Regions from separate parts of the Homo sapiens genome. Here region 1 is linked to region 2. Evidence: chromatin loops called from intact Hi-C (ENCODE). Cell type or tissue: ascending aorta. All regions are shown on one strand. Links, peaks and the distances in the headings refer to the core of each region. The heading gives the core; the rest is flanking DNA.

The links. Peaks named below come from ENCODE experiments on the same cell type or tissue, not always from the same donor. Only the 100,000 strongest peaks of a DNase experiment are listed, where the experiment ranks them.
Region 1: a loop joins it to region 2, with 2.1 times the contacts of the local background. A loop is called at or near these places in 6 of 110 quality-filtered maps.

The regions. Positions count from the first base shown.
Region 1 is chr6:5,934,283-5,945,030 of GRCh38, reverse strand. No RefSeq gene overlaps it. Among named protein-coding and RNA genes, the nearest start is that of NRN1, 67 kb to the left of the region's middle. RefSeq lists an enhancer at 6,852-7,353. In ascending aorta, for the core only: no CTCF peak of the experiment used is centred there; DNase peaks (open chromatin) are centred at 3,680 and 4,320; H3K27ac peaks cover 840 bases.
Region 2 is chr6:5,990,527-6,000,823 of GRCh38, reverse strand. It overlaps NRN1 (neuritin 1), which reads left to right. Exons shown (of 3, transcript NM_016588.3): 3 at 1,620-2,825. The coding sequence ends at 1,848. LOC105374898 (a long non-coding RNA gene) reads right to left here and starts at 9,938. Exons shown (of 2, transcript XR_926413.4): 1 at 5,059-9,938; 2 at 2,733-3,008. RefSeq lists enhancers at 304-1,209, 1,210-2,116, 1,774-2,973. In ascending aorta, for the core only: a CTCF peak has its summit at 1,391 (motif pointing right); no DNase peak of the experiment used is centred there; H3K4me3 peaks cover 1,079 bases; H3K27me3 peaks cover 1,906 bases.

The sequences.
Region 1 (10,748 bases), core at 3,355-5,854, 59 kb after region 2:
ATCAAAGCTAATCTTCTTATAGCTATACGAGAAATTGCCAAAGAACTCAACCTCGACCATTCTATGGTCATTTGGCATTTGAAGCAAATGGGAAAGGTGAAAAAGCTCCATAAGTGGGTGCCTCAAGAGCTAGTGAAAATCAAAAAAGTTGTTGTTTTGAAGTGTCATCTTCTCTTATTCTACACAACAACAGCAAACCATTTCTCAATTGGATTGTGACATGTGATGAAAAGTGGATTTTATACGACAACCAGCGATGACCAGCTCAGTGGTTGGACCGAGAAGAAGCTCCAAAGCTCTTCCTAAAGCCAAACTTGCATCAAAAAAAGTAATGGTCACTATTTGGTGGTCTGCTGCCAATCTGATCCACTACAGCTTTCTGAATCCTGGAAAAACCATTACATCTGAGAAGTCTGCTCAGCAAATCAATGAGATGCACTGAAAGCTGCAACACCTGCAGCCAACGTTGGTCAACAGAAAGGGCCAATTCTCTTCCACAACAACACTTGACCACATGTCAGACAACCAACACTTCAAAAGTTGAACAAATTGGGCTATGAAGTTTTGCCTCATCTGCCATATTCACCTGATCTCTCCTCAAGCAACTACCACTTCCTCAAGCACCTCAACAACTTTGTGCAGGAAAAACATTTTCAAAACCAGCAGAAGGTAGAAAATGCTTTCCAAGAGTTCACCAAATCCTGAAGGATGGTTTTTTGTGCTACAGAAATAAACTTATTTCTCATTAGGAAAAATGTGTTGAATGTAATGGTTCCTATTTTGGCTAATAAAGATGTGTTTGGCCTAGTTATAATGACTTAAAATTCATGGTCCAAAACTACAATTACTTTTGCACCAAACTAATACTTATTTGCCTAATCTATTCTTGACCTCCCTTCCTTATCCAAAAATGAGAGCTGCACACTCTTACCCTTCTTCTTCCCAGACATTTTTACTTTATATTTTAAAGTAATTAAAAACAATAGAAGAATGAATTTCTTTTGCCTTATTTATTCCATTTAAAGCATTCCATATATCCTTGTGTGGATCAAAGCTTCTTTCTGTTATCATCTTCTGTCTGCCTTAAGAGCTTCCTTTAACATTTCTAGCATGGTAGGCCTTCTGGAAATGAATTCTCTCAGTTTTGGTTTGTATGAGAGAGTCTTTATTTTTCCTGCATTTTTGGAAGATATTTTCACTGGGTATAGAATTTGGATCTTGTTCCATTGCCTTTGGCTTTCATGATTTCTGTTGAGAAGTCTGCTGTAATACTTGTCTGTGTTCCTCCATAGGAACACAGACTAGACACTTGCACCAGTATCTTAATTATTGTCTCTTTTTCCCCCCTCAAAATTTTCCCTTTGTATTTCATTTTCAGTAAGTTCAATTTGATACACCTAAGTGTGTTGGTGTTTTCTGAACTTCATGGATCTATGATTTGTTGTCTGTCATCAATATTGGAAAATTCTTGGCCTTTGTTTCTCTCCTTGTTTATTGTATTGAACTATCTTTGGCTCCAGATGCTGTAAGAAATTTTGTTCCTAACTGTCTTTCAGAACTTGGCAAATGGAGTCAGTTTTCAGTCTGCATTGACCTGAGCCCTTAAAACAGTAAGTAGCTAGAACTTTATTTTGCTGGCAGTATGAAAGCCACAGAAGATTTTTGAGTAGAAGAGAAGTTTAATCACAACTGTATTTTGAGAGGACATAACTGTAAATGAAGAAAAAAATGGACTTAAGTTGGTAGAGACTGAAAGCAGGGAGAATAATTAAGATACTTGTGCAAGTGTCTAGGTAAGAAGAGAATCACAAAAAAACATGAGCAATAAATGCCTCTGGGAGAGATTTTGCAGGGGTACATTTCTAACAGAATTTTCCAGATTATAGTTAGTACTGAACCACAGTTATGCAGACTACTAACAGAAATGCTGATAATTTTTATATGTTTTTTTAATGTGTGGAAAACTCTGTGGCTGATGAAGTTAAACAGGTTTCTAAATTGCAGAACTTCTCAAAGCATTTTATATGATAATCTCTAAAAGAGAGCTATAACTTGTAGTGTTTCCCAAACTTATTGGCCAAAGACTACTGTTCTCATAATGCCTCCAATAACATCTCCTGTGTTTCACGGAGCATCAGTTTGAAATACTGCTCAACAAAACTGCAAATATTTGAATACAGTATTAAGGAGTTAAGGAGGGGGTGAAGGAGAGAGAGGAAGGTGTTGACCACAACTCTGAGGTTTTCATCCTGAGTCATTAACTGGATGGTGATGTCAAAACTAAGATAGGAACATGAGAGGAGTAGCAGGCTTGGAGCAAAAATGAGAAATTCACTTTGGGGCATAAAAATAAGACCCTGGAAAGGAGAATGGTTCTTTGATATTTCCTATAAGAGTGATTCATCTCTGCATAGGAAATTTCCAACTTACTTAATAAAAAATAAACCTTACATCCTCTAAGGCCATTAACTAGAGCAAAAATCTATCTACAAAGAGAAAGCTGATTTCCAAACACTTGGCTATGGTATCCTAATATTTCTTTCCCTTTGGACCTCTCCACATTATTGCAACCACCATCATGATGGCCTTTGGGAAGGACACTGCTCACCCTTGTAAGTAAATCTCTGACTCAAATGAGAAAACACGACCTTCACATCAATACCCAATAGCATGGCTGAGACAGAGCTGGAATTTTACTAAAGATTTTGACTAGGAAAAGAAATATAGTCACAAGAAACTGAAATATGCCCTACAAACTACTACTTTCTCATGTTCCATTTGAGGCCTAATCAGTTTTCCCTCCTTCCCTCTCTTATGAAGGCCATTGCTACTTCCCTCTCTGAGGAGCCACCTGAAAGATAAGTCCAAAGTCTCGACTCTGATGGTCAGTGTGTCACACAGTAACTGCCTGACACATATTGAGTGCTTACTGACACACTTAGTAAACACTGTTGAGTTAACCAAATTTTGTTTAGAGAAAAGCAGTTTTTTTTTCCTGCCCCCAGAGTCTTGTTTTCTCCATTCTGGTTTTCTGAATAAGGACCAAACTTGTTTTCATGTGACTGTCAGTAGGAATAGCTACTACTCCCCATCCAGGAGAAAATACAAGCTTTTCCTTGTGAGCCTCGGTATGACAACCACAAAACACAACACAAATTACAAAATGCAAAACACAGTAACCTCAACCTTTACTGAATATACCCAGGGGTCCTATGTAGGCAGAGGGTAGCTCTGTTGCAGGACAGGTATGGCTACTGCAAAGGAATGAATTCAACCTTGAAGAGAATCTGGTTGTGAGCAAATGAAGTGCGGTGAGGTAGAGGAGAAAGAAGAATGATTTGAGTGCTGTTGGCCTTCTCCAGGTGTTTGAGACCAAGTACAATGAGGTCCAGGGACATTAATCACACTTGTTAGTTTCCTTCTTCATAGGTATGTCCAATCAAGGTTGGTACATATTTAAAAAGGATGCAGGTGGCACGTGGCATCCCTGTTTAGAAGGAGGTTTAGGAGAATGAGGCCTCAAACAGTGCGTCCTTATGTGACTGTGTGTAAATCTAAAATCCTGGATGAGTAACTCCTTGGAAGCATTTGGAAGCAACAACCTAAGTTATCTGGCTTCTTTTGAGTGTTTCTTGGCCCTCTCCTTCACGTAGAGGTTGCTCTCTGGCAGCCCACGGCTGAATCATGCCCTCAGAGAGAGAGCTCTTCTATGGTTGGAAAGGTGTTTTGTTTTTACTTCAATTCGTTGCCAAACTTTAATAAGCCAGAGTTCACACAAAAATTCAGATGTCTAACTTCTCATGAAAAACCAGAAGGTGTGGCAGCACTGGGCCTGCAGTCCATAATCAACCAGATCCAAGTAATACCTGCCCCATCTTCAGGCCATCAGAACCCTTCCTGGCCTATTGCATTCTTGTAACTCTAGTCCCTGCGAGCTTCAAAGTGTGCAACCCCTGGTTCAGGAAAGGACTGGCTGAGGGTGCAGTCATAACTTCAGAAGTGGGCTACACTTGTGAAATCCACCTGTAGCTTCAGGAGTTCATGAAGAATTCTGCAAGGGACAGACTACTTCTCAGAACTGCTCTCCCAGTATTTTTAGCAAAGCATGCCAGATATATTCATGGCTTTCTGCATTCAAAGAAAGCTGTTATTTAGCTATGTGTTTCATTTTGATTACTTCTGATTACCATTTGGTTAAATTCTACATAAGGCAAAATTCATTTCCCTGTGATTCCTTTGAGACAGCTCCAACATTCCAAGGCATTTTGCTCACCATGGTTGGCTCTAGTCTGGTCCCCAGTGAATTTAGGAATGTAATTTAATGACTCATTTTGCAATCTAGCCAGCAAAGTGAAGGCGAGTTGGAGGGAAAATTAAGCCAGGCTGGACCACTGGCACCTTTAGGCTGGAGCTCAGCAGCTTACAGGGAAGGCCCCTTCCTATGGGCTTAAAAAGGAAGGGTCTAGGGGGCTACAGAGAGGAACACGAGGAGTTGGCTCGAACATGGTGAGGGGCACTGGGAGGGGGCAGGAAGTAGTAGGAAACCTCAGGAGAAAAGCACAGAACCAGTCAGGAGAGGGACCCTTTGGGGAAGCATTCTGCAGTAAGATTTTATTTTTATTATTTATTTATTTATTTATTTATTTATTTATTTATTTATTTATTTATTTATGTGAGACAGAGTCTTGCCCTATCGCCCAGGCTGTAATACAATGGCATGATCTCAGCTCACTGCAACCTCCACCTCCCAGGTTCAAGCGATTCTCCTGCCTCAGCCTCCCGAGTAGCTGGGAATATGGGTGCGCACCACCACACCCGGCTACTTTTTTGTATCTTTTAGTAGAGACAGCGTTTCACCATGTTGGCCAGGCTGGTCTCAAACTCCTAACCTCGTGATCCGCCCACCTTGGCCTCCCAAATTGCTGGGATTACAGGCATGAGCCACCTAGCCTGGCCAGTAAGATTTTCTTATAGCAGAAGTTTCACACTGTCCATCCCTGGATAGAACTTGGTTTACAGATGGGTCATAGTTGGCCTATACAGTGTTTGTTTTAATTCTGAGCAAATGAGGAGATTGTACAATTTTTTGAAAATCCGTATTTCTAGTTTTTCTTGGGAAAAAAAAAACAGGCCTGTAATTCTATCACTTTGGGAGGTTGAGGCAAGTGGATCGCTCATGCCCACGAGTTCAAGACCAGCCTGGGCAACATGGCAAAACCCCATCTCTACAAAAAAAAAAAAAAAAATTAAAAAATTAGCCAGGCATGGTGGCATGCACCTGTAGTCCCTGCTACTAGGGAGGCTGAGGTGGAAGGATACCTTGAGCCCAAGAAGTTGAGACTGCAGTGAACTGTGATCGTGCCAGTGCATTCCAGTCTGGGTGACAGAGCAAGACCTTATCTCAAAAAAAGAAAAAAAACAAACAAAAACAAACCAAAAAACCAGGAAGCTGTTTACAGCATTAGGCAGGCATTCCCACGTGGCACAAACCTGCTGCAGCTCAGCAAATCCTGCACCCTTGCAAGTTGATCTTCAAACAGTCCCACTACACATGCAGTGCGTGTGAACATGCTTGCCCCGGGTCCTTCTCAGTCACCAGCATCACTGACCTGCTCCAGGTCAGTGATTTGGGTTGAGAACTGGGCTTTATGGCATAGAAAAGTTGAAAGTCAACTGACCTGTGGCTAATCCTGGCTTAGCCATTTACGATCCTGTGGCCTTAGGCAAAGCGCCTCAACACACCTGCATCTCAGTTTTTCATCTGCAAAGTGGGGAGCTTGTGAAGAAATACCGTAAGGTCCTTCCCAGCTCTAACAATTATGATTTACACAAGTATAAAACCAGCAGAAAAAATATTATTTAAATTTAATATTTCATTTAAAATACCATTTAAACATTTAAATTATTTATTATTTAAAAATATTTAATACTATTAAAACATTATTAATGACAATTTTTTAAATACTTAAGTATTATTAAAATGAATTTGGCCTGAATTTGCCTTCTAAGGTGAGGAAAGGGTATGGACATAATTGTATCAAAGGGTAAACTCCTAGTGGAGGTGGGTGGATGGGGAGGTCCTGGAGCACTGGTTGTGTAAAGGGAGTCTCAGAGCCCAGCTTGGGTATGGGGTTTGGAGACAGCTGAGCTTTTCTAAGTTAAAAACAAAACAAAATCTAGGAGCAATTGAGTTTGCAGAACTGGCTGAGGATTTCAACAAAGGAAATGCCCAACAATCAATTCTCAGTTATCTGTGTTTGGGGGGTGTACATTCCTCCCGGCTGCCTACCCTGTGGGAGACGCTTTATGTGATAGGAAGTTTGTGGGGAATCCAGGGAGGAGTTGTGGCTACCTGGGTCCTTGCAGTACCACATGGCACTGCCCTGTCACACGTCAGGAGGTGAGTGACACGCAGAGCTCCCCAAGAGGATGGGGAGCAGGCATGGGGTGAGAAAGGCAAGAGCCCGCCCGACCCCACCAAACCCCACCCCTGTGGAGTCTGGGAAGAACTCAGGGCTCCCTCTGCAGGTGGTGTGGGATTGGAGCCTGTTCATTTGAATATCCACGGAGGGGCTCCTCCGCTGAAGCCTGGGATGTCTCTGGTGAGCACATGGTCCCACTCCTTCCACGGACTGCCATTTCGGATGGAAACAGAACAAAACAGAACACCCAGGGTACTGTGGCAAGTGACTGCTCATCCCCTTGGACACAGAAGTGGAAAGCAGACAGGCGCTGCCTCGTTTGCTTGGGGGCGTAATGAAGGGAAGACTCCCAGCGGTTCAGGCTGTGAATTCGTTGCTAACCTTCCTTCTCAGGTGTCTTCAGAACTGACAAGAGGCTGGGAGAGTCCCCCGGGGTCCCCTGCTGGGGTGGCCCTCGAGGAGCTCTGAGGAGCCCACCAAGGGACGTGTGTCCCAGGGCCACCGTGCAGGCAAGTGTGGTCCAACTCCTTCCTCCCTTTACAAAACTCCAGCCTCACCCACACAAACACTGGCTGACAGGCCTTCTTAAGCCTTTTTTAACTGTTCAAAGGGAAGAGGTTTGTTATGGGGCGTGTATGTGTGTTTCGTTGTCACACCTTCATTTTCACACACCGACTCCTGCCACTCTGAGGCCTTAATCCCCGGGGCAGGAACAATGTGCTTTTCAGATAAATTGTGAATGTGCCCAGAGGGACAAGCAGACGAGAGCTGTGAGGCCAGGAGGGAACAACGAGGCATCTTGCCATGAGGTGTGCAGTGGATCGGTGCTGCCAGCTCGCTGTGCCTGCTGGAGTTATAATTGCCTTTCGGGGAGCTAAGGGCCTCTCATTGTGCAGCTTCGCTCTTCCCCCACACAGTCTTTTTCCCAGCTCTGTGACCTGGGCCATGACCTAAAGCATTTTGGTGCAGCTGTCGATTTCTGGGCCACCGCCCAAAAAAGAGAGAATAGTCCTGATCAGACTCATTCATTTATTCAAACGAAGATCTCTTATGCAACCCCTGCATTCTAGCTTCTGGGAAAAGAAGTGAACATGAACGATACAGTCTCTTTTCGTATTGAACTTACAATCTTGCAGATATGAAATGACTAATTTACCATTTATTACAGCTATTATTAGTCATATAAGAAGCTACCAGAATATGAGAGAGCTTATAAAAAGATGGCCTGTCCTGATTTGAGGCGTCAGCAAAGCCTGCTCTTAGGAGCGACTGTTTTTCATTAAGTCTCAGATGTCACCAAATGTGAGACACACCATTATTGTATGTACCACTAAGAAAAAAAAAAGTTTCCAATTAAATATGACACAAGGCTGTCTTAAGACTTAAGATATTCATTTTACCTTTAATTTGACTTTTTTAATTAAATATCATTTTGTGCATAGTTAAGAGAGGAAATATAAGCAAAATAGGTTCTTAAGGAATTCCTAGAATTTCTTTACGTTCAGAATCCATTTCTTCCTAATCACTTTCAATGCAGCGTGGTTAATGTCTAGGCTTTTCCCCACAATATCATTCCCTGTGCCATTAAGAGCACTGATGATATGATATTTCTTAAGAGAATCTATAACAGAACTAAAAGCTATTGGTACTTTGCTCTTAAGCCAAATTTGCAATTATGTAGAGCTAACCTATTTTTGATTCCTGCTTGGGGAATGTTGCCACACAGATCGGATCCACTCCCGCCCCCACTCATACTACAACCATTTGCTTGCTAGGAGTTAAAAGAGTGCTCCACATTGTCTCCGGGGCTTACTGCCAAGCCGCTAACCCCATCCTGCAAGTTTTGACGCTGATGCTGTCGCTGTGTGCACAGGGGGACAACAAGGTCCCAGCAGCTGCCAGCCAACAGTCCATGCCAACGTACGCACCCTAACTTCAGAGATGTTAAAATGTAGAAAACATGCTTTAAAACCAATAAGACATAGTCATATCTAAGATAAGATCTAATGGATGAGCAAAAACTAGCCAAGTATTCTGAAGCGAGGGAGAGCAATCGTGGTGGCTCTGAGGTGGGAGAAATGGTAGTGTGTCCAGGAGATTAAAAATGCTGGGTGGCTGGTCCTCAGAAATAGAGATGAGGCAATAAGGATGAAGTTAGCTGATAGGTAGATCCTTATAAATGGTGTTAGGGATGTGGAATTTCATCCTGAAAGCAATAAGAGTCCTTTGAAAGGTTTTCCACAGGAAGTGGATATGACAGGGTGAGTAATGAGTGCAACAATGAGATATTTAAAAGATCTCTCCATTTAGAGTCTGGAGAATGGAGTGGGTGGGGCCAAACTGGATGGTGGAAGAGCCGGCACAGGCCATCACAGCCTCATGAGAAAGACTAGCAGCTTTATAATTGGAATTTGTGGCTGCATTTGTGATCGACTGGATGGAGGATGGACAGAGAAAGAGAGGAGACAAGGATGATTTCCAGGCAACTTCTTGGCTGCAGGCACAATTCCCCAAGTCAGCAAACATTGCAGCAGGACCAGGTTTGCAGGTATGAATAGCATTGGTTTATTTTATCCAATTTTATCTGGTGTACCCTTGAGACATCTAATAGATGACATGGAGGCAGAAGGATAGACAGGTCTAGAACCCAGAGCATATATCTGGGCAGAAGAAGTCCATTTGAAAGTCACCAGAGTATGCCTGGTAACCAAAGCGATGGGCATGGATGTGATTGCTTAGGAAGAGAATGTGGAATGAGGCATAAAAAGGGCCCAAGGCTGCATCTGAGGAACTGTAACATTTGAAGTTGGGTGGAAGAGGATGAGCTGTCAAAGGAGCTGAAAGAAGCAGAAGGAGGAAGAAGTAAAACCAGGAGAGCTCACCATGGAGGCCAAAGGGTGAGTGCTGGCTCCGATGTCTCCTCCAGTGGCTCCTTAGAACTTGGGCACCCCAGAGAACTGCCTCCAGAGTGTGACTTCTTTTATATTTCTACAGTGCCTTTAGCATTTGGCTCTTTTGTAAGGTGTTTTGCTTCTAATGAGCTCAATTTCATTTGCTTTGACACGGAATATACACCTACTCGTCACCTCTCCATTTGGGCAACTTTCACCCAGCTCTCAGCAAGCTCATTAATTAGGGTCCTGGTTATAAAACTACCGAATGCTCCTGAGAAGAGAGAAAGGAGAGAGATAGAAAGGTCAGGAAGGTAAAGAAAAAAATAGAAAGGCCAATGTTTATTGGGCACCTCCTCTGTCCTGTTTCTTATGCTTATCTATTCTATGCAAAACAGTGCAGGTGAGTGTCACTATGCTCACTTTATAGAAGGCAGCAGGCTCAGAGAGGTTGAATAATTTGAACAAAGTCACACAGGTAGCACATTGTGTATACAGAGTCAGGACTCCAACTTATATCCCACGTACTTGAAAAACATTTTTCAAGGGCAGTGCCTTGTAGGATACCCATGTGTGCTTGTGAAATGCAAGCATATTGTCTGTGAAGCAAAATGGCTATAGAAGAAGCTTCCAGTGTAAAACAGAGATGGTAATAGTTGACAACAGAAGTCTAAACATGAGCCTGATGAATGATCGCCATGAATAAATTTGCTCCCTTTTCCTTGTTTAATTATATTGGCGGGTTAGACTTCAGTAAAACTATGTGTGGTGTGATAGATTTATCGGTGGCAATTACAAGTGAGAAGTCTCCTCCAATGGGTGTGTTTTAATGGGAACAGCATTCAGGGGAGTTAGCGGGCATAAGCCTATTTATTTCCCTGCCTCATTTGTTAGCTCCTCTCGGCTCAGTAGGAAACGGCTGCCTAGAGTGGCCCAGATTCCCTTCAGAATAACCATGGTCCTCATAATTCTCATTAAGGTGACACTGGGTAGAGTCTGGAGAAGGAGGAGAGGCTGTTTGAGGGCCCGACAAGTTGTAACCATCCCTCTCTGTTATTTGGCAGTGATTCTTCTGTGTGCTAAATAGCCTGGAAATCAGAGAATAACAAATGTTCCTTAAATCAGCCTAAGGGTGCCAATTCCTATCTCTCTGGCCCCTAAGACAGGGTGGCAAGGTGTGAGTAGAGAAAATGGCTGTGATCCATGAGGCTGCTTCTGGGCTTTGATCATGCAAGAAGGGCAGAAGGAAGGACGGGGGCGGAGCTTTGCCATGTTACTTTTACATGCAGATAATTATCACTGGGAGCCTCCTCTTGACCTTCAAAGAGAGCATCTGTGACATGAGAGCTTAGTTCTGCAGGAACACAGTGGGCAAGGGTGCTGCCAATCCCCAAAACACTGTTTTAGATTGTGGCACCTTGACATCACATAATTA
Region 2 (10,297 bases), core at 1-2,500:
TTCTGCCCAGCCCCAGGTGGAGTCTATCCTTCTCTACCAGGTCCCTCAGAACTCTGCCCTCATCTGGGCGTACATAAAAAAAAAAAAAAAAAAAAAAAAAAGAGCAATTTAGGCATCCTTTAGCAGGGGCAATTCCACAGACAGTCTGCAGGAAAGCTGTCCTCCCTGGGCCTCCTAATGTCCAAATGTTGCTGTTTATTACAAGTTGAGGAACCTGGAAGCTCTGTGTCCCTCCAGTACTCATAAATTAACACAGTGCCTGCCTTCAATGTGCTTACAGTCCAGGCCAGCCAGCAGAAGGAAGAGAGAGGAGAAAATACAACCAAACCATGTAGAAGGCAGGTGCCTGTGACCTGGTGCTCAAGGCCCGGGGCAGGTGGGGACCAGCCCGGAGTTACAGAGAGGCGCAGACCGACCCAGCTCTGAAAGGAGACAGCGCCCCAGGAATCGATCACGGGTTGGGATTATATTTAGTCTCAGGATCTATTTTGGGTTTTCAGAAGAAAGGGGGACAGTCAAAAGGGACAGGTTGGATGAAGGTTGTGGGGGTGGGTCTAGGAGCTGAGCCTGGGAGGAGGAAGTGGTTGAGTTAGGCGCCAGGCTCCGTGAACTGACCGCAAGAGGAGGACAGAGGGTGGGGAGTCCTCGAAGGTTGGCAGAGGTGGGCACCACGCCTTCCCCGCAGTTCCGGCCTTGGAGGCTGGCGCTACATCCTGAAAGCTGTGGGGAGGAAGCCCCATGGGGCCCAAGCCCACGGAAAAGACTGGGGAGGGAGAAACAGGAGGGACCCAACGCGCAGGCCTGGGACACTTGGATTCGCAAGAGCAGATGAAGGCTACGAGGCCGGCCCCAGGTGCTCGGCCACTAACACTCACCGACCCCGGGGAGAAGAGAGGCAGGCAGGAGTCTCCAGGCCGAATCTGAGCCGGGAACTGTGGAGAGCAAGGAGGATCCAGGCAGGTTGTGGGAAGGAGGAAGAGGAAGTGGGGAACAGAAGAGAGGAAAGCAGACGGAACGGAAAAAGAAAGAAAGGGAAATTCAGGAGAACGGAAAACAAAAGGAAGAGGTAGTAGGTGGAGGGAGAGAATGAGGGCGAAGGCGAGAGTACCGCGGCGTGGAGAAGGAGGGAGACAGAAGGGGCGAGGGGGAGGAGAATGTAAGAAGCCCCGAGGGGAGGGCCGTGCTCAGAGCTAGTAACCCATCTTGCAAGCTAAGAGGCATTAATGGGCGGCAGCTTGCGAGGCTTAGCACTGTTTTCCTAGCTTTCCCCGAGGAGGGCGAGCAATCTGTTTGCGGAGGCCGAGGTGCCAGCGCGCCACAGCGGGTGCACGGCCCGGCTCCCGGCTGCCTAGTCCTCTCCCGGCAACTGGAAGGGAAAACCAGACAGGAGGGGGCGCCCCCCCACCCCCGCTTTAGACAGCCGCTTCTGGGGTAGGCGGAGGTCCCGCGAGTCCCGACCTCGCGCAGGCCAGGCGCCAGGGCGGTGAAGAGAAGGTAGGGAGGGGACACCCCGGGAAGTTGGCGGGGCCGCCAGCGGGGAGGCGCAGGGGCGCAAGCCCGGGGTGTTCCCGGCGTCCCAAGTGAACCTGCTTGTTCTGTTTTGTTCTGTTCCTCACCAGATACTGGGAGGATTTCCACAGCTGCACGGTCACAGCCCTTACGGATTGCCAGGAAGGGGCGAAAGATATGTGGGATAAACTGAGAAAAGAATCCAAAAACCTCAACATCCAAGGCAGCTTATTCGAACTCTGCGGCAGCGGCAACGGGGCGGCGGGGTCCCTGCTCCCGGCGTTCCCGGTGCTCCTGGTGTCTCTCTCGGCAGCTTTAGCGACCTGGCTTTCCTTCTGAGCGTGGGGCCAGCTCCCCCCGCGCGCCCACCCACACTCACTCCATGCTCCCGGAAATCGAGAGGAAGATCCATTAGTTCTTTGGGGACGTTGTGATTCTCTGTGATGCTGAAAACACTCATATAGGATTGTGGGAAATCCTGATTCTCTTTTTTATTTCGTTTGATTTCTTGTGTTTTATTTGCCAAATGTTACCAATCAGTGAGCAAGCAAGCACAGCCAAAATCGGACCTCAGCTTTAGTCCGTCTTCACACACAAATAAGAAAACGGCAAACCCACCCCATTTTTTAATTTTATTATTATTAATTTTTTTTGTTGGCAAAAGAATCTCAGGAACGGCCCTGGGCCACCTACTATATTAATCATGCTAGTAACATGAAAAATGATGGGCTCCTCCTAATAGGAAGGCGAGGAGAGGAGAAGGCCAGGGGAATGAATTCAAGAGAGATGTCCACGGACGAAACATACGGTGAATAATTCACGCTCACGTCGTTCTTCCACAGTATCTTGTTTTGATCATTTCCACTGCACATTTCTCCTCAAGAAAAGCGAAAGGACAGACTGTTGGCTTTGTGTTTGGAGGATAGGAGGGAGAGAGGGAAGGGGCTGAGGAAATCTCTGGGGTAAGAGTAAAGGCTTCCAGAAGACATGCTGCTATGGTCACTGAGGGGTTAGCTTTATCTGCTGTTGTTGATGCATCCGTCCAAGTTCACTGCCTTTATTTTCCCTCCTCCCTCTTGTTTTAGCTGTTACACACACAGTAATACCTGAATATCCAACGGTATAGATCACAAGGGGGGGATGTTAAATGTTAATCTAAAATATAGCTAAAAAAAGATTTTGACATAAAAGAGCCTTGATTTTAAAAAAAAAAGAGAGAGAGATGTAATTTAAAAAGTTTATTATAAATTAAATTCAGCAAAAAAAGATTTGCTACAAAGTATAGAGAAGTATAAAATAAAAGTTATTGTTTGAAATGGGGGTGTCGTTTGTTTCCTACCCCAACCTGCTTTCTTGACCCAGTTCTCAGGGAACCTGAAGGGACACAGGATGCCGGTGATAAGCTCACCTCTTCAGGAAGCCGCTTCAAGCAGACCTGCCACCTTCAAGCAGACCCTCCTCACTTAAGCCACTTGGCCACTTCCCCGAAACCGTGCTTCCTTAAAAAAGAGAAAATGAAAGTTGTTTTTAAATTAATTACAAAGCAGAGATTCTTTCTGTTTGAGATTTAGAGGAACTGGGCTTGCTCGCACAGGCAGACAATGCCAGTGGCCGGCCGTCTGCCCCCGCCTCAGGCGGGCCGGAGCCCTAACCACGATCCTCGCAGGCTCGGCCTAACCACGATTCGCCTCTTCCTGTGCGGTGGCCAGAGGCAGCTTGCGAAGGAACCGCCATTAAGGGCTCCAGCAGAGGGGCCGAGAGGCTGTGTTCCCTGGCAGGGATCAGGTGAATCCTTTCATAATTAATAAGACAGCTCAGCTGAAATGGCGAGGAGACGGGCCCTATTGATCTGGCAGTGGGGCTGATTCCACCTCTCCTATTTATAGGCCCCGCATGGCCTTAAAGAGAAGTAAACATTCCGGAGTAAATGGGCAGAGGCGACCCGGGTCCGGGGACTGCAGGCCTGGAGTAGGCGGGGGAGAAAGAACTGCATGCAGGTCTCTGGGTTCAGAGAAATCGAAATCTGATTTCTTGGAGAAGGTGGCTGTGGGAGGAAGCTGCGGGGGCCCCGGGGGGGGGGGACGGGGGAAGGGAGGAGGATGGAGAGAGACCAAGGGGGCTGCAGCAGGTTCCCGCACGAAGCCCGCCGCCCGCTGCGGGGAGGGTGGGCCCGGGCTCTGAAATGCAATGTGTAAACAATTGCTAGTGTAACAGTTCATAAATCAAACCCAGTGAGTCGCAGCCCAATCTGCATTCCCCCCACGGATTGAATTCCAGCAACACATGCGTCCCTGCGCCCGGAGCGCTGGAAGCTGCACGGATTCTTAATGGCAGCATATATTACGGCCGCGCGTTCACGCACGCGCCGCTCGGGGCCACTCCGGGGAATCGTTTCGCCCGCTAACTCCCACCCAGTCCCCTCCTCCCGACGGAGGTCTCAGTCAAAACCCGGGTTCTCAGTCAAAACCAAAGCAGATCCGCGCTACCTGCGCGGGGTGGTCACCCACCAGCAAACGCTCGGGGTTTTGGAAAATAGTTGCATTTTGTTGGTTTCGTTTCAATGGTTATTTTCGGTCTGCGTATAAATAGGATGATTCTAACTGGAGTTCAACCCCTGGAATTCAAATTAGAATGTCTGTGCCTATCTTAAATACGAATCTATTTAACAAGGAGGAGAACCAGGATAAAGAGGGAGGGTCTTCTCCATTTTTGCCATCGTAGCACGCCGCCTCCTATCAGTATCTTTTCCTCTACATATTGGGGGCAAACAAGTGCTCACAACTAAGCCCATTGCTTGTCAAAATAAAAGGCAGGCGCCCTTCTGCTCCGACTGTGGAGAGAAGGGAAACCCCCCCACGACCCACAGAGGACGCCCCTCCCCTAGCAGCGCGGGCTTCCTACTCGGAAATCAATGTCCTGGAAGATCTAGGAAGAGGCAGGCTAAGGGCGGGGCAGAAGGGGCGAGGGGGCGGGGACTGGGAGCGCGGGCTGGTCTGCTCTCCTAACAGGGTTCTTCTCTAGGAACCCCTGGCTCCTACTGCTGTTCCAACTGCTTCCCAGACGGGGCCGCCCTAGAGGAAGGGCGCCCTCTCCCCTCTCTCAGCCCCTCCACGCGCTTCCAAGCCCCCACGCCACGGAGTCCCAGATCGCCCTGGGAATCTCCAAACCTTATCGTCCTGTCTGGGGCTCCCTTGTCTGTCCCAAGCCGAGGACCACGCTCACGTGAGCACGGAGATATCCCTGGGAACGCAGGGCCGCGAGTCTTGGAAACGCAGGCTTCCGCAACTGGAGCGTTAGAGAACGTTTCTTCTTGTGGTGATTGTTTAGATTATTATCGCGCCGTCTTCGGCTATAATTTGCCGTTTAATCATGATGACATCTCCATATGTTGGTTGATGTTACCGGTTTTAAGCAGCAAAGCTGCTAGCCTCGTTGGCAGTTCAGGGAGATGACATTAACCAGGGCGAGCATGCCCCACTGATGAGATGGTGGGAGTATTGGGAGTGGGACGGAGTGGGCTTCAGGCACAGAGGACATCGTCATACCTACCTCCTCCCCACGTCGGAGTAGCCTCTCCGTATCTTCCCACAGCCCGTGGCTCTTCAAGTGGCCCACTCAGGCTGGCTTCGAGCCTTTGAGGAGCTGTTGGGATTAGAGAAGGACCTCCTTTATCACATCCTCTGTCCTAGTAAGTTCAAGACAAGGTAGTTCACTTGAGTACCGTGTCTGACAATCCTTATTATGAACATGTCAGGCCAGTTCCAGAGCCCTGCCTGGGCCCGAGGAACTCCAGGGCCCGTGGGAAAGGAAATCGGACGGAGGGAGGAAACTGGCACGAGAAAAAGGACTCGAGCGTGGAAAATGGGGGACACGGGGAGAAACGAGGGGGAAAAAGATCCGGAAGTAGGGTTAGAAGGGAAGAAAGGTGGGCGATCACCTGAAACACAAAAGGAGATGATGGAGAAGCTTGGAGACGCAGATAGAGCTCTGGGCAAGAGCTAAGGGACAAAGATGACCTTGGGACTTATTTTCATTCAGAACCCCCAGAGAAGAAAAGGCGCACAAGAACCTTGACACAAATTCTCCTTCTGCGGACGCAGAGATCTTTCCACTGTAATCAGTACCCCCAGAGGGCCAGGGCCGCCGGGAACCTGGCGTCTTGGTGCTGGACGGACCGAGGCAGGAGCGCCAGCCCCGAGCCTTCTCCCGGAGCCCACCCCAGGAAATCCGATGAGTCAGCCAAAGATGGAGCCAGAGATTTCCCCCTTGCCGAATTCTCCCTCAAATATCAGGAAGGTATTCAACCATTATCTCCCCGCCACCCCCACTTTTCCCTACAATACACGAGCTCTAGCTTTCACGCTGGCCGTCCATCCTCTGGAGCTGTCTACCGCCCCGACCCAGGGGCACGCGAGGGAAGGATCCCTAGCCACTCAGAACACCTACCAGGGGAAATCAAAGCGTTGGTCTCCTCCCCATCACCGCCCCCCGCTCCCCTCCCAGACGTGAAAACGAAGTGGTGAGCTGGGGGTGGGGGGTAGGAACGGAAAGGAGCGGCTGAGGACGCCAGCTTAGGGCTCCGGAAGACACCGCACCCCCCACCCCGCCCACACCTCCACACCCGGTCCCAAATCATCGTACCTCCCTAGGCTAAGGAGTCTAGCAACTTTGTAATCTTGTAGCTTGTGGTTCCCCCACCAACCCCTCCACTACCCAAGAGAAGAACAGTGTAGAGAAAGCACCCCCTGCAGGGCCCTTTTGGAGGTTAACTCTTGGGCAGCCTCGGCCCCCAAACCCGAATGCCGGCGGGAGAAGAGTTAGCCCAAACCCTGCCCAGCCCCAGGAGAGGAACCTCAGCTTGGCCCCACCGAACTCCGGCCATCCCGGCAGGCGCACGGAGAAGGCCCTTTCTCCCCACTCCACCCCCACCGGGTGAGGGGAGGAGAGTGTAACATTTGCGCCCAGAGTTGCGCCCTGGAAGGACGCAGCCTTTAGTGTGGCTTCCAAGAGCCAGGACTTCGGAGCCGGAACACTCCTGTTCCCACCTGCATGACCATGGGCGGGATACTGAACCCCGCTATACCTCAGTTTCCTCCTCTGTAAAATAACGATAATAATACTTACCTCATAGGATTGTACCTTGTATCAAATGAGACAGTATAGGTAAAGCTCTTTCGGACAACATGCCAGTTACCTCGTGCTAGGTAGTACTAATTTAATTTCCTCAGGTGGATCTCACCGAATTCTTCAAAATAACCTTGAGAACCTCATTCTTTTAATATTTTGGGAGCAGTTATTCTTTATGGTAAAGCGTTTTAAATTCCTCTTACTGCAGGCTACTACCCAGTGATCCATCATCCTCTCTGGCCTTCTCAAAGGATGTTCTAGATAAGCTCCTTGAGTTCAAATAGCCAGGTCGCTCAACAATGTGTGCACCCCCAGACTCTACTCCACCCCATCCCCCTCAGTGCCCAGGCCAGACCCCTGGCTTTTGCTTTCTGCAAACCCCCAACTAGAGTGGCCAGGTTCTCCCAGCATGGGATTTCTCCTGTATCTTCCTTGACAACTTCTCTTCCCTGCCCCCGCTCACTCCCACCATTTATCTTAAATTCCTCTCCCAACATTGAAAAATGTAATGAAGTTATTGTAAACAATGAAGCAATTCAAGAGTACAGAGAGGGAAGAAAACATCCTCCCTCCACTAATAAATGGTAGCAGGTTGACGTGTGTTCTTCCATGCCTTTCCCCGTGCTGTTACACACATATACACACATACATATATGGAGGTTGGCTTTGGGTTTCGCTTTGTTTCATTTCTGCAAAATTGTAATATGTATTTCTCTGCAACCAAATTCCTCAAGAGCAATAGTTAAATATCTCCTTTTAAATGGTGACATAATTCCTTCTATTGATGAATATTTAAGTTTTTCAAGGTTTTTTGTACTGTATAAGTATTGTGTTCATAAATATTCCTGTTCAAACAACGTTATGTACTAGTATTTTAATTTCTTCAATACAATAGGCTTGATCAAAGTTGGATTGCTGGGCAGAAAGGTATGTATGTGTGCTTTTCATTTGAGAAGATGTTTGTTTACTTTCCCAAAGGATGTAGAGATTCCCTGCATCCTTATCAACACTGTATGCTAACACTTTTTGCCTTTTTTGTCAACCCAGTAAGTAACCTTGCTGCTCTGGAAGGTCAGGCTTTCCCACCATCTGCATTAGATTCCTTGGGTCCCTCCCAGGCCCTGATCACCACCAGAGTGTCCTCCTGCACTGGTGGGGAAGGGTCAGCTGGACTTTGGGTTCCCCTCCCCAGGAGCAGTGGCAAGGGCTTCGCAGGGAGTGACTTTTGTGCAAAGTCAGGCATAACTAGTCCTGGAAGACCCTGGCTCTCACTGGCTAATCTAATCAAAATGCCTCGGGGAGTTTAGGGCTTGGACCGTGCTGGGCTGGCTCAGTGAGTGATTGTGAACTGGCAGAGGTGGGGCTCAGCTGCATGTCTCCCCACTGCTCCTGCAGTTTCCATTCGGGACACTCAGCCTGAGCCAGCTCTGCACCGAGGCTGCGATCCCCCGGCCTGTCTGCAGTGGAGGGCCAGCGATGGAAGGAGGCAGCAAAGGAAAAGAAAACAGCAACCACAGAACAAGGGCGGCAAAGATGACAGCTGAACTTTTCTTTTCCTCTCCCACCCACCCAGAGAGTCTGAGAGGCTTCTGTGAGCAGGATCCAACCCATGGAGAGCGACAAGGAAGGCTGAACCATCTAGGGGGATTCAGGGTACAGAGATCTAGATTGCACTGTCTCTTCTCTCTCATCACTCCCACCCCACCACATTTACTCTAACTTTTTAAAAACTTTAACTTTCATTGAGCACTTACTACATGCTAGGTGTTACGGTGAAGCTTTACAAACATCATCCCATCTCCTTCACAATTTCTGTAAGAGGATTGTATTATCCCCATTTTACAGATGATGAGCTGAGGTTTGGAGAGAGGTTAGTAACTTGCCTAAGACCAGCAAGGAGCAAGAGCGAGAGCTGACCTTTGAATGCTAACCTGTTTGGGGAACCTGCCTTAAGAGATCACTTCGCTTTGCTTGTTCTATTACTATTTTGAGGCAAAGAAACACAAAGAAAAAACACAACAAATAAATTTAAGTCCTGTGGTAAGCAGAAAAACGTCCTTGCAAAAATGTCTGTGACTCAATCCCTGGAACCCGTAAATGTGTTAGTTAATGTGGTAAAAAGAGAATTAAGGTTGCAGGTGGAATTAGACTGCTAAATCGGCTGCCTTTAAAATAGGGAGTTTATCCTGGATTATCCCTAGAGGCCAATGTAATAACAAAGGTCTTTAAAAGTGGAAGAGGAAAAAAGAAGAGGTCAGAGTCATGTGATGGGAAGATTCAACCCACCCTTGCTGGCTTTGAAGATAGAGGAAGAGGCCAGAAACCAAGGAATTTGGGCAGCCTCTAGAAACTAGAAAAAAAAAAAAAAAGAAAACTGATTCCTCCCTAGTGTCTTCAGAAAGAAATGCGCCCCAGTGATTTTAGCCCAGTAACCAATGTCAGACTTCTGACCTTCAGAACTAATGGCAAGATAATAAAATCCTATTATTTAAGCCATCAAATTTGTGGAAATTTGTTAAAACTGCAAATAGAAAACTAGTACAAGTCATTATTTGCACTGTACCAGTTTAGTTAAGGGAACACATCACACCAGTGAGGCCTGAGGGTTCAGGATGTATGTGTACTAGGGATTTCTCAGGGCCCTTCTTTGTCCATGTGTGCATTCAGAGGAGACAGCAGCTTCATTTCAACGTGGGGTGATGGTGTTTGTGAGAAAAAGAAGACATTGTAGAATTAATTTCTAAGGACAAAAAACAAAACAAAACAAAACAAAAACCTTGTGTTGATTTTTCACAATGTCTCGTCATAGAATCTTTTTTTGTTATTTTTTCCCCTATGTTGTGCCCTTTTTAGCTGTAAGACCTTCCTGTTTTCTTTCTTTCCCTCCAGTAATTTAATGGACATGCAGTTCTATTAAAGGAGTTATTGGTTTCTGTAACCATCACAGGCCTGCCCAGATATGAAAAGTTCATTGTCACAGTGATAGATGACTTGAGATACATTCATGAAAAATCTATCACCAGGTAGTTATTCTCTCGATAAATCACGGCGACTAATATTAGCTACATACCTCATCACCTGGACAAATCACATGTTGAATTGCTTTTAATGGGGGTTGCATTTCCAACTTTTACATTTCCCAGGACACAGAAGGAATGGGTTCAGTCTCTATGGAATGCCTAGAATGAATCCCTTGCTGTGGATGTGGTAAGAAGGGAGAAACACAGGAAGACACCAAACCAGACAAACCTCAGGCAGCCACTGCCTTTCACATCGAGAGACACTCCTTAAAATAGTCCAAGTCCCTAGTAAAGAGGAGAAGGGAGAAAAGGACATGTTTGTCCATCCTTGATTTGTTAATCAAGTCACAAATTGCTTTGTTTACATTAAGACACCACCATGGGAGTCTCTTCTTGATTAAGAAAGAAGCAACACCAAACAAGCAAGCTTGTGGGGATGCCAGGCTGGATAATTAACTTCAGCGCGCCTTCCTGACCCGGTTGCCACAGACTGCAGTGCCTGGGCCTGCCTCAATCTTTCCATTTCCTGGGAGGGTCAGCTGAGCTTCAGCAAGTGACTATAAAAAATGGCTTTCATAGTCCTCAAAGTCCTCTGCTTGTCTCCTCAGGGTGTCACCTGAAACAAGTTGGATTGCGCTCTC